2 separate regions of the Mus musculus genome follow, and region 2 is linked to region 1. A link is a contact called in ENCODE Hi-C or POLR2A ChIA-PET data. All regions are on one chromosome and are shown on one strand. The core of a region is the stretch at or near the end of the contact, and the rest is flanking DNA. Distances in the headings are between cores, read along the strand shown. Region 1 overlaps Jmy (junction-mediating and regulatory protein). Region 2 holds the start of Jmy (junction-mediating and regulatory protein).

What was found. A loop is a pair of places that touch in the nucleus more often than their neighbours do. ChIA-PET counts read pairs that join two places held with the same protein, here RNA polymerase II (POLR2A).
Region 2: a map of gastrocnemius shows a loop between it and region 1 (2.4-fold over the local background). The contact joins the promoter of Jmy here to the enhancer-like site in region 1. A Hi-C loop is called at or near these places in 4 of 37 maps with a recorded cell type or tissue (adrenal gland, gastrocnemius, heart and 1 more). POLR2A ChIA-PET finds 5 or more read pairs at or near these places in 2 of 5 experiments (Patski and embryonic stem cell).

The regions. Positions count from the first base shown.
Region 1 is chr13:93,457,697-93,463,533 of GRCm38, reverse strand. Jmy (junction-mediating and regulatory protein) reads left to right here. Exons shown (of 11, transcript NM_021310.3): 4 at 3,745-3,914. It also overlaps the pseudogene Gm30155. Among named protein-coding and RNA genes, the nearest start is that of Gm6109, 12 kb to the right of the region's middle. Within about 2 kb of position 3,422, at least 1 of the 3 ENCODE cell types and tissues checked has a DNase peak (open chromatin) inside an H3K27ac peak, as active enhancers do; it is gastrocnemius, where a contact is called at or near this core.
Region 2 is chr13:93,497,490-93,503,326 of GRCm38, reverse strand. Jmy (junction-mediating and regulatory protein) reads left to right here and starts at 3,519. Exons shown (of 11, transcript NM_021310.3): 1 at 3,519-5,025. The coding sequence starts at 4,021.

The DNA of each region.
Region 1 (5,837 bases), core at 2,173-4,672:
CAAAACTGCAAACATGTTCTTTAACCTCTATGTTCTTTAACATGTTGGTTCCAACATCTATGGTGGACCTTTGGTTTCTTTAGTATTTCTTTTAACCTGTTGTTGCCTACTTTCAGTAAATACATTATTCTGGATGGGGGGAATGGCAGTGTATATAGTTTTAAGATCAAAGCTATGCATTTAGCTTATTATACAATATGACTACATCAAAAATTCAAGGTATAGTAATGGTGGTTTCATTGTTTTCTTAAGGCCAAGTTAGACTGAGCACACTGTAGGGAAACAGATTGAACACAGTCTAAAATGAGCTTAAGGCATGTTATTTAATATGATTTCAGGTATTTGAAAGCAAGCGTTATTTTCAGAAAAAAGCTATTCCCTCAGAGCCACTAAGAACAGCAGTGACTATAGCAGCAAAGCTTAGACCAAGAAAAGGGAGCAGAACTACTTTTTTTTGGGTTTGGGTTTGGTGGTGTTGTTGTTTTGGTTTTTTCGAGACAGGGTTTCTCTGTGTAGCCCTGGCTGTCCTGGAACTCACTTTGTAGACCAGGCTGGCCTCGAACTCAGAAATCCGCCTGCCTCTGCCTCCCAAGTGCTGGGATTAAAGGCGTGCGCCACCACGCCTGACTTAGAATTTCTTTTTTTAATTTTTTAATTTATTTTTTTGAACTTTTAAGTCATTTACTTGACTAGATAGCTACAGTTCAGTTACTATTCTAAAAGATATAACTGGTTAGCTTCCAAAATTGCTTTTAAATAAAGTACTTGAATTGTGGCAATAAACAAAACATAAGATACTGCAGTTTATAAAATAACACATAAGAAATTTCAACTCTTATTCTTTGAGTTATAAAAATCAAGGTTTGGCTAAGTTATGAACATGTTTCCCATGTAATTATTTGCATAACTCTAGTAATGCTCAGTGGCATAAGATCAGGTTCTTTTAAAAAAAAAATCACTAAAAACATAAAAAGCCCCTATATTACCCGTAGAATATATTCATTTACATTTACATTCCAGGATTTGCTATATCAGTTATAATTTTAAAGGTCATATCCAAAGGAGAAAGCAACCCATCTATAGACTGGCATTATTTATTTATTTTTTGGCTTGTGAAATGTCCTTAATTTGTTGATGTAGCAAACAAATTTCAACTCTGCATGCAAATGACAGAAGAAATCTGCTCAGCAATTAGCTTTAGAGTTTCAATTCATATAGGCAACATGCTATATGTGAAAAAATTACTGACTGAACTACAGGTATTAAATACTGAAAAAAATTAAGTTAATTTTTAACAATTAATTTTATTAATATTAATTTTAATAATTAATAAAATTAATTTATTTTATTTAATAATTTAGGAAGTTTGTAGCCATCAGCAGTTCCATTGCTATTTCAGGTGCAATTGGGAATTCAGGAATTTCAGTGGAGCTGTTAGTATAGTGAACCTTGTAGGTAAAGTACATGCACAGTTTTGATAGCACATGTGAGGGGATCTCTGTAAAATTGACCTCGTTGGTTTCATTCTCGTTAAACCGACCGGGACCACTCAACATGGCCTTTATTGTTCCTGATATTAATGCATGTTCTCTTTTTACAATAAATTCAGGGCCATCAGAAGGTATTAATTTTACATACATAGCATCAGGGCCTTCATAGCTACCATAGGTTTTCTCCTCTCCATCCATTATGTTCTTGTAAAATTCTATTTGAGCCCAGAGGAGCTTTCGTATTTCTTAGCCAGTCCCACAGCTACCGCAGCTGTAATCCCACATACCGCCACAGCCCCTATCCCAAGAGCAGAACTTCTAAGGAAGCAAATTCCTTATTTGTCAGAACAGGAACATGTGATTTTTGAAGACTGTAAGTCAAGAAATACCAATATTTGTAAAGTAAGCACCAGAAGTGGTTTAATAGATGGCTGTATTTGAGCATCAGTGTAGGAATGGGGAAGGTAAGCATAAGGAATTGACTTACAGTTACTTTAAGATGTATGTGACTTATTAATGAAGTTATTTATTTTTTAAAGAAAGAAGTTCGGGGATTAGAGAGATGGCACAGCAGTTATGAGCACTGACTGCTCTTCCAAAGAACACAGATCAATTCCCAGCACCCACCTAGGGGCTCACAACTGTCTGTTAACTCCAGTTACAGGGAACCTGATGCTCTTTTCTGGTGTCCATGGGCACCAAGCACACATGGCATGCACAGACACAAATTTAGGCAAAATACCTGCACATATAAATAGAACTAAAATAAACGATTTCTGAAAAATTTAAAGCAAAGCTTATACTAAATTCTATATTGTAAAAGACAAATACTACAGAATTAATCACCTTTGAAAATACAGTGAGATTATCCCATGTTGCTAGTCTAATCTCCAGCTTCTGTCATTTGTTAAAGTGGGATTGGCATACGTATCTGGATTTCAGGAGGCACCACTGCCAGTGCTCCTATCTGTGATATGCTTTTTCAAAAAAAGAGTTTACTTTAGTCATTTGTATGCATATGTCTGTGTGGTTGTATGGATGTGACTGCAGATGCGCATGGAGGCCCAAGGTATTGCTTCTGGAGCTGGCATTTTTCTCTCTGAGCTGTCCAATATGTATGCTGCTAATTGACCTCGGGTCCCCTGGAAGAGTTTGGGAGCTCATAATTGCTGAGCCATCTCTCCATTTCTGCGTTTTAAAATTGGAACATATTAGCTGTCTATCAACATGAGCATTTGATTCATCCAGTCAGTCCTATTATCACAAGCTAAGAAGCTCTTTCTTCTGGGAAAGAAGAGGGCTGTGCTGCCTCTGAGGGCTTGCTGGTTCCATCTGCACTGGCACATGGCATTAGCTCCTCCGGCATCTGGTCATCACAAAGTTTCCTAAATGTTGTTTCTGAAACTACTCTACCTCCTGAGTGCTGGGATTAAAGGCATATACCACTATTCAAGATAACAGAATGTATATTAGACTGTGCATTAAAGACATTAAGTTTATCATTTGGGGGAGTCAGTGAATATTTTGAATATATAGGGATTAGATAGATTTCAGCTAACATATACATATATCTCTTTTTGCGCATGTGTGTTCAATATGTTCACGCCCCCTCCCATTCCTAAATGTTATTTTTGTTGATTATTTCTTTTTTGTTGTTTTTTAAGACAGGGTCTCTCTATGTAACCTTGGCTGTCCTGTAACTAACTCAATATGTAGCCTATCATATCCAGCCTCAATTTTCTTTTATTTTACAATTTATACATATTTTTAATTTATGTGTGTGTGTATGTATGTATGTATGTGAGTCTGTGAGTTTATGTGCACCACATTTTTACAGAATCCTGCAGAAGCCAGAAGAAGTGCATCTAATTCTCTGGAAGTGGTTTTAACAGGTGCTTGTGTGGATGCTGCCAGGTCCTTTGCAGGAGCAGCAGACATGCTTCCCTCCTCAGCCATCTCCCCAGGGCGTGGTGAAGCTTGTTTCTTTGCTTTGTTTGAGACAGTGTCTTACTATGTAGCTCTGGCTGTTCAAGAATTCACAATGTAGACCAAACTGGCCTCAAACTTGAAGATTTACTTGCCTCTCAGTGCTGGGATTAAAGGCATACACCACTACATGATAACAGAGAAAGCACTATGAGATAGAGACATTGAGTGTAATTGATTGTGAAAGCCAGTGAAATCGAAAACTTTATAGTTCTTCAGTGTCTAGTAGTTTTGTGCCTTAATATTTCTACTAAATTACTATTAACAGCTGTGTATGATCGGATGCGAGCAGATCAGAAGAAATTTGGCAAAGCATCGTGGGCAGCAGCTGCTGAGCGAATGGAAAAACTCCAGTATGCAGTTTCTAAAGAGACTTTGCAGATGATGAGAGCTAAAGAAATTTGTCTGGAACAGAAGAAACATGCACTAAAAGAAGAGGTAACAAAAGCTATCATTAAGAATGTTGAAAACGTAAAACATTACGATTTGCATAAATAAGATTCTTGATTTTGAGAAACATTTAATATTTTTATAACACCATTTTGATAATATTGTCAGTGAATATTATGTGCTTTGTGCGTGTGTGTGTACCTGTGTGCATGTTTGTGTGTTAGTATACACGTGTGTTCAGATGTAGATGCATGTGTTTGTGTATGCATGAAGCCTTGTGTATCATTCCTCAGTTGATGACCACTTTGAGGAAAGAGCTTTCATTGCCCTAGGATTTGTCAATTAAGCTGGGTTGGCCAACTCAGGCATCCAGTTTCTGTGTCTATCGCCTATGACACCATACTTAGCATGTTTTAGTTTCTTTCTGATGCTGTGATAAAATATAGACCAATAGCTAAGAGGAGGAAAGGGCCTCTTTGGTTTACTTCCAGGTCACAGTTCATCACTGAGGAACATCCAGGCAGGGGTTTGAAGCAGAAACTTGTTTGCTGGCTTCTTCTCTTAACTGGCTTCAGCTCCTGTTCAGCTAGTTTGCTTAAACTACCCAGGACCACCTGCTCAGGGAATAGTTCTGCCCACAGTGTGCTAAGGCCTCCAGCATCTGTTACCAGTCATTACAGCCCTTGATGGATATTCACAGACCAACATGATAAAATGACAGTTACTCAACTGAGATTCTTTACGAGTTGTTCTGGGCTGTGTCAGGTTGACAGTTGATAATTAGGACACATGGCTCTCTTCTTGTCTTAGTTACTTTTTATAGCTGTGCTACGACATCATGACCAAGGCATGGTTCTCAAGGCGTAGGGTCTGTGACCATTATAACAGGGAGCATAGTTGTAGCCAAGCATGACACTGGAGCAGTTGCATTTCAGTTTGAAAAGGAGCACAAGGCAGAGAGCCAACTGGCGATAGTGACTGTCTTGAAACTTCACAACCCATTCCCAGTGATATAAGTCCTCCACCAAAGCCTCCCATCCCTACCAACTGGGGCCAGACACTCAAACTTGAGCCTGTGGGGCCATTCATTATCAGGGGCCTATTCTCCTTTAAACTACCAGGCTTTGTACCCCATTTTTAAACCATTTCTATGAGATAATGTTTGTGATTGCACCCACTTAAAGATTGCCACCTGTAAAGATCTGGACACATGGTAGCTTTTTATTTAACAGGGAGTAGCATACACCAAGGTACAAAAAAGGCCAATGAATTTTCAATGCTTATTGAAATAAAAGTTTCTCTCTGTTTTTGTTTTTTTTTCTTTTTGTTTTTTGAGATATGATTTCTCTGTGCTACTCTGACTACCTTGGAGCTTGCTCTATCAAGCCGCTGGCCTTGAACTCATCATCTTCCTGCCTCTGCCTCCTGAGTACTGGGCTTAAAGGAGTGCACATCCATGCTTAAGCCCAGAAGAAAGACATGTTTCTTGTGGTTTCCTTATACCTTCTCTGCATCTCCATGCTGTGCCCAAGCTTGAGACTAGTGTACACAGACATGTGATCTGATCAAGCCCACAGATCATTTTCACATATATTTGTCAAATTTCACTATGATCTTTGACCATATCTTATTCATGTTTTTTCAAAATACAGCCTTTTTAAAAGGCTGCGTCTGGGATTGAGATGGTTCAGTGGGCTAAAGACACTTGCCTTTTTTATTAGGGAGTGTAATTCCATTGTGGAACTTTTGCATAGAATGCACATGATATCCAGCACTAAAACAATAATGAAAAGTCAATAGAATAAAGCCACTTAGTCACATAATATAATAATCTAGCTATCGCCAGCCAGTGTGTGCAGAGAACTGCATAATAAAGCAATAAAACCCTGAGTTTTAGGCATTCAGTTCCACTGACAATGTATGACTTTTAGAATTTCGAAAACAATGTTGTATATTTACTTTTAAGAAGTG
Region 2 (5,837 bases), core at 2,270-4,769, 40 kb before region 1:
TAAGTTAGGTATGTCCATGAAAGCAATTGGAGTCATAGAGGTTGTAGCTTGCCCTAACCTCCTTTATAAAAATTTCTGTTCAAAACATGAGGCTTAGTATTTGGGGAGAGCAGCTCCCCAGATGTGTTTATGAAACAGTCATGTGACACACAGGGCTGTGCTGTGGTAGATATGAAGATGTTCAAATCAAGTCCTCCTTCAAGATTGGCACATGCTTCTTAGCCCAGCACTTGGGAGGCGGAGGCGGAGGCGGAGGCGGAGGCGGAGGCGGAGGCGGAGGCGGAGGCGGAGTTCCGTGAGTGAGAGGATAACCTAGTCTACATGGCCAGGCCAGGCTGGCCAGGGTGATATAGAGAGATCTTGCCTCAAAATAAATAAGCACATACATAAATAGATAAATGAAAGACTCACTTCCTCACAGCTACCAGAGGAAGATATGGTGGTTTACGTCCATCATCTCAGGAAGGCTGAGATAGGAGGTGGGCAAGTTTAAGACCAGGCTCAGCTAAGAAGTAAGACTCTTTGAACAAGACTCAAAATTAACTAAGCAACAAAAACAAGGGTCGACCCCAGCTGTAAGACTTGATCAACTGACAGTACTCAGTAGTTACGGTCTTCTTGAGCCAATTTCAAGTTTCATGTCATGCTTTCCTCAGGGTGGGCCTCCAATGACCAAGCAAGGCTTCACTATGTCCATCAGAGATGGACCCCTGAGAGTCATACTTTGTCCTGTAGTTCAACATGCTTCACTATGCAAGGCACCAAATCCTACTGAGATCTCTTTTCTTTTTCATATCTCACTTTCCCCTAGCTCTGCCAGGCCTTGAAGTCTCCCAGTTTCTTTCCAGAGTCTGTTTCTGGGAAAATCTAGTGTGGCTGTCAGTGAATTTAGCACCTGCTCCCTGAACTTGTCATTCACTTTCCTCCCCTTGAGGCTGATTGTAAGTGTCCAGGGTTCCTGTTCCCTCACATACAAAGCTAAAGTTACTCATTCCCTTCATACCTACCTTGCATGGCATTGTGGGGATACATTGTATAGGGAATGGTAGGCTTCTTGAACATCACAGACGACTAGAGTTTCTGTTAAAAGGCCCAAAGTGTTAAAATAGTTCCCAGATTACCAAACAATCCTCGATAGTTTCTAAGCCTTTTCAAAGTTGCCATGGTGTGTTCGTGCTTTTCTTGTCGCTTTACCTCTTCCCAGGGAGTAACTTACACACCCAACAATCAGATATGGACCTAAATAGAGAATGCTAGAGCACTACAGTAACATGTCATGGGAATTTGGCTTGTTTCTTTTCATTTGTCGGCTAACAATGACTAAGATAGGGGAAACTTGAAACAGCGAGACTTCCCATTTGAAAAAGCACAGTGGCAAGTATGTTAGGGGAAAATACTTAACACCTGTGTAAACATGAACCCGTTTCCCCTCCGTGGTTTGTGATAAGTCACAATTTTATAGCAGTAGATAGGTATGACAGTTAATCCATGTACATCAAATGTTGCTCTGTTTTGTGTGAGGTAGACTAACCTTGTGGCTCAGGCTGACTACAGGAGGCAATCCTACCCCAGACTCCCAGATGGTAGAATTGAGGTATAGCTACCAAGCCTGGCATTGATTTCTTTTAGGCATATTTAGCCTGCATTCTGCAGATTTATAAATGTATTGAATAAAGAGAGCTGGTGATTTCAAACTCTATCACAAAAAAAAAACAAAAAAACAAAAAAACAAAAAAACTAAGCAGTTATCTTTTTATCAAAAGGACAATTTTTCTGTAACGTTACTTGCTGAAGACTCCAATTTGCAGTGGGTTTCTTTCCTTTAGCATTTTATTTATTTTTGTGTTGCTGGAAATTGAACTCAGGATTTCATGAGTGCTTTGTAAGTACCCCAAGCACTGAGTAACACCCCAGACCCCTCTCCTCTCCTCCCCTCCCCCTCCTCTCCCTCTCCTTCCCTCCTCTCCCTTCCCCTCTTCCTCCTCTTCCCCTTCCCTCCCTCTTCCCTCTCCCTCTCCCTGTAGACCAGCTGGCTATGAACTCCCAGAGATCTGACTGTCTCTCCCTACTGAGTTGTGGAATAAAGGAGTGGGCCACCATACTTGGGTCTCTCCCAGCGTTTTCAAAGGTGCTTTTGATTTGCACGGAAGAGCTGACACATATGTACAAGCTTTGAAAATATGCAGCTCATTATAAGAATTCCAAAAGGTTGAAGTCATTTTTATCTTTTTCTGAATCTTGCTGTGTGTGTGTGTGTGTGTGTGTTTGGTCCAAGAGTAGGCATGGGTTTCAAAGCAGATGTTTAAAGTTTAAAATGTTCAGCAAGGCGGTGGTGGCACACGCCTTTAATCCCAGCACTTGGGAGGCAGAGACAGGCAGATATCTTAGTCCGAGGCCAGCCTGGTCTACAAAGTGAGTTCCAGGACAGCCAGGGCTACACAGAGAAACCCTGTCTCCAAAAAACCAAAACCAAAACAAAAAAAAAAGTTCAGCCAAGAGATAGGTCTAAAACTTTTGACTATCAATTTAGATGTCAGGCCAATACAAAACTGTGTGTAGCTGACAACGTGAGGGTGACTCAGATGATTTTCACACGTTTTAGAAATGTGGCTTAAAGTAAAAGAACTAATTCCTATTATACATTAGTGCCTGCTTGATGCCTTAGACACTGACAGGAAAGATGACGCCAATAATATAAAGTGGATTATAAACCTACTAGACAATATTAGGAATGTTTCAACACAATTTAGTATGAATAATTGGATTTTTCTGGCTGGTTTTTGAAACAAGGTCTTTTGTAGCCCCTGCTGGCCTTGAATTACCATATCTGGTTGCCTCTACTCACCAAGTGTTGGGATTATAGTTATGCACTGCCTTGCCAGGCTGATAAAAACTTTTTGTTTGTGCTTTCTGGGAACTCTGATAACTGAATACAATGTCAAAACTTTAGTGCAGTGACTGCCCAAAGAGATTCTCAGAACAGTACACAACGAGGAAAGCCGAAGCAATAAAAGAAGGATAAATTGAGACAAATGTTCACGCTCTTTAGGACGTGACTGAATTTTCCTACTGTTTTCGTATTCTCCTGAGTTGTTTTGCATACATGTCTAACTTAAATTGTGTCTGAAGGATGTCAGGGGAGAATGGAACCCTTTGGCTTAGCCTTGTAAAGCAAGGCAGAGTTCCCGGACTGTTTAGGACGCGTCTGAACACAGTTGGCGATCCAGATTCACTTAGGGTGAAGGAGGGCTACATCAAGGTCCTTGAACAAAGTCTCAGAGTCCCTCTGCCTTTGCTCCTCTTGCCGGGGGTTCAAAGCAACCTGTGCGGCCGGGCACACCAGTCTCTCATCTTGCAGAAAAGCGTCATCCCGCAGCCACAGACTCCGGGCCGGGAAAAAGGGGGCAGGGCTGGGGCCAGGAACGCGGCGGCGCGCAGGCGCGGCTGGAGGGACGCGGAGGGGGGCGGGGCGCCGCCGGGCGGGCGGGACGCGCGCCGCCGCTCCCGTTGCCGCTGCTGCCGCCGCCGCGTCAGCAGCGTGCCGCACGTGCCCGTGTTTACGTCCCTCGTGGAGCCGCAGACGTCACAGCCGAATGGCAACATTGTGGCGACGCTGAGACTAGCGCTTTAGGAGTCTGCTTTCTGGTTCTGGTTCTGGCTGGCTGGGCGCTGTTGGCCGGGGGCAGAGGGGCGGCGGGGAGGTAGGCCCCGGCGGGCGAGCGGCGGACGCGCGCCTCAGCACGCAGCCCCGCGGCTCCGCGCAGGCCGGTCCGGCGGCCCAGGGCCCTGCGCTGCGGCAGCGAGCGGCTTGTAAACAGATCCGGCCGCACGTGACCATGTGAACTACCTGCTCCGGGCCGCGTATTGTCTCTTCTGAGAGCCGCACCACAAAGGAGCCGGTGGGTGAGCGGCCGGCGCGCTAAGATGGCTGCAGGCGCCCCGCAAGGGTGAGCTGGGGGCGCGGCCACCGCGGAGACTCGGCCGGGCGGGCGACCCCCCTCGCCGGGCACCGGAGCTACCATGTCGTTCGCGCTGGAGGAGACACTCGAGTCCGACTGGGTGGCGGTGCGGCCCCACGTATTCGACGAGCGCGAGAAGCACAAGTTTGTGTTCATTGTGGCCTGGAACGAGATCGAAGGCAAGTTTGCTATAACCTGTCACAACCGGACGGCCCAGAGACAGAGGAGCGGTTCCCGGGAACAGGCGGGGACGCCCGCGTCTGATGGGAGTCGCGGTCCGGGCAGCCCCGCGGCCAGGGGTCGGTCAGAGGCCGCTGCCTCTGCTACAGCAGCGCTCCGGAGTCCCGGGCCACGGAAAAGCCAGGCCTGGGCCGAGGGCGGCTCTCCGCGCAGCGCGCGCAGCCTGAAGGGGGATCCTCCTCGGGGTCCCGCGGGCAGAGGACCGGAGAGTCCTCTCCGTAGCCCCGCGCGGGCTAAGGCCAGCCCGCTCCGCAGAAGCGCCGAATCCCGAGATGCGACCGCCAGTGCCACGCCAGCCCCGCCGGCGCCCCCGGTGCCCCCGGTGTCGTCGGTGCGGGTGGTGAGTGCCTCCGGGGCGGTCTCCGAGGAGATCGAGGTCCTGGAAATGGTGAGGGAGGACGAGGCGCCACAGCCGCTCCCGGACTCGGAGCAGCCGCCGTCTGCCGCGGAGCTGGAGTCTCCGGCCGAAGAATGCAGCTGGGCCGGGCTTTTCTCCTTCCAGGATCTGCGAGCCGTGCATCAGCAGCTGTGCTCGGTAAACTCCCAGCTGGAGCCGTGTCTGCCGGTGTTCCCCGAAGAGCCGTCAGGCATGTGGACGGTGCTGTTTGGGGGCGCCCCCGAGATGACCGAGCAGGAGATCGACGCTCTATGTTACCAACTCCAGGTATACCTGGGCCACGGCCTGGACACGTGTGGCTGGAAGATCCTTTCTCAGGTTCTTTTCACCGAGACGGATGATCCGGAGGAGTATTACGAAAGCCTCAGCGAGCTGCGGCAGAAGGGCTATGAAGAGGTGCTTCAGCGGGCCAGGAGGCGCATCCAGGAGGTGAGTGCGGAGTCCGAGCAGCGGTCCTAGTTTTCACGTCTCACTGCCAAGTGTTGGAGCCTGGGTTTGGGGTCTGCGAAGTGTCTTCTTTTCTAGCCGCGGGAAAAGGAAGAACAGGAGGGCTCCTGATCGGCTTTCTTTACTTATCTCAGCGATGGATCTTTGGGAAGTTTTGAGTTTTTTTACCCCTCCAAAAAGTACCCAGTTTACTAAAAATACAGGTAGAGATAAAAGCATTTAGAAAAACAGGTATTCTGTAATCTTAAACTAAATGAATGTTACTCTCCCCCTAAAGTAGCTTGCCCAGACATTAGCTCTTCTTTCAGGGTGTCATGTTTATGTACTGAAAATTGTTGTCTTACCGATCAAAGTTGATCTGCTTTTGTTTGCCTTGTGTGCTCTGGCAACATAGGTAAGTATGAAATTTTACTTTTCAGCGTTTTGCGGTGCTCAAAGTGTACCACTGAACTACACCCAGCCCTAAATTTATTTTTTAAAAAGTGTGTTGACTTGACCAAATGAGAATTGACATAAGTAAGATTTTAGACTATGAAGTCTTTACAGATGGCTCAAGTTTCACTCCTGTTTTAGGGAGAAGGTAGGTCAAGGGCAGGAATGCTTTGAGCTTTTATATGTAGTGTGAACACTTTAACATACTTCTTGAGTCTTTAAATAACAGGAAATAAAGGCTATACGTAGTGAGCTCTTCAGTGTGTGTTTATAGTCATGCCTCTTCTGTAGAAATGTACTAAAAAGTGTAATTTAATAAGGTGACTTCTAATGGGCAATATACAATTTTTCAAAGCAATTTG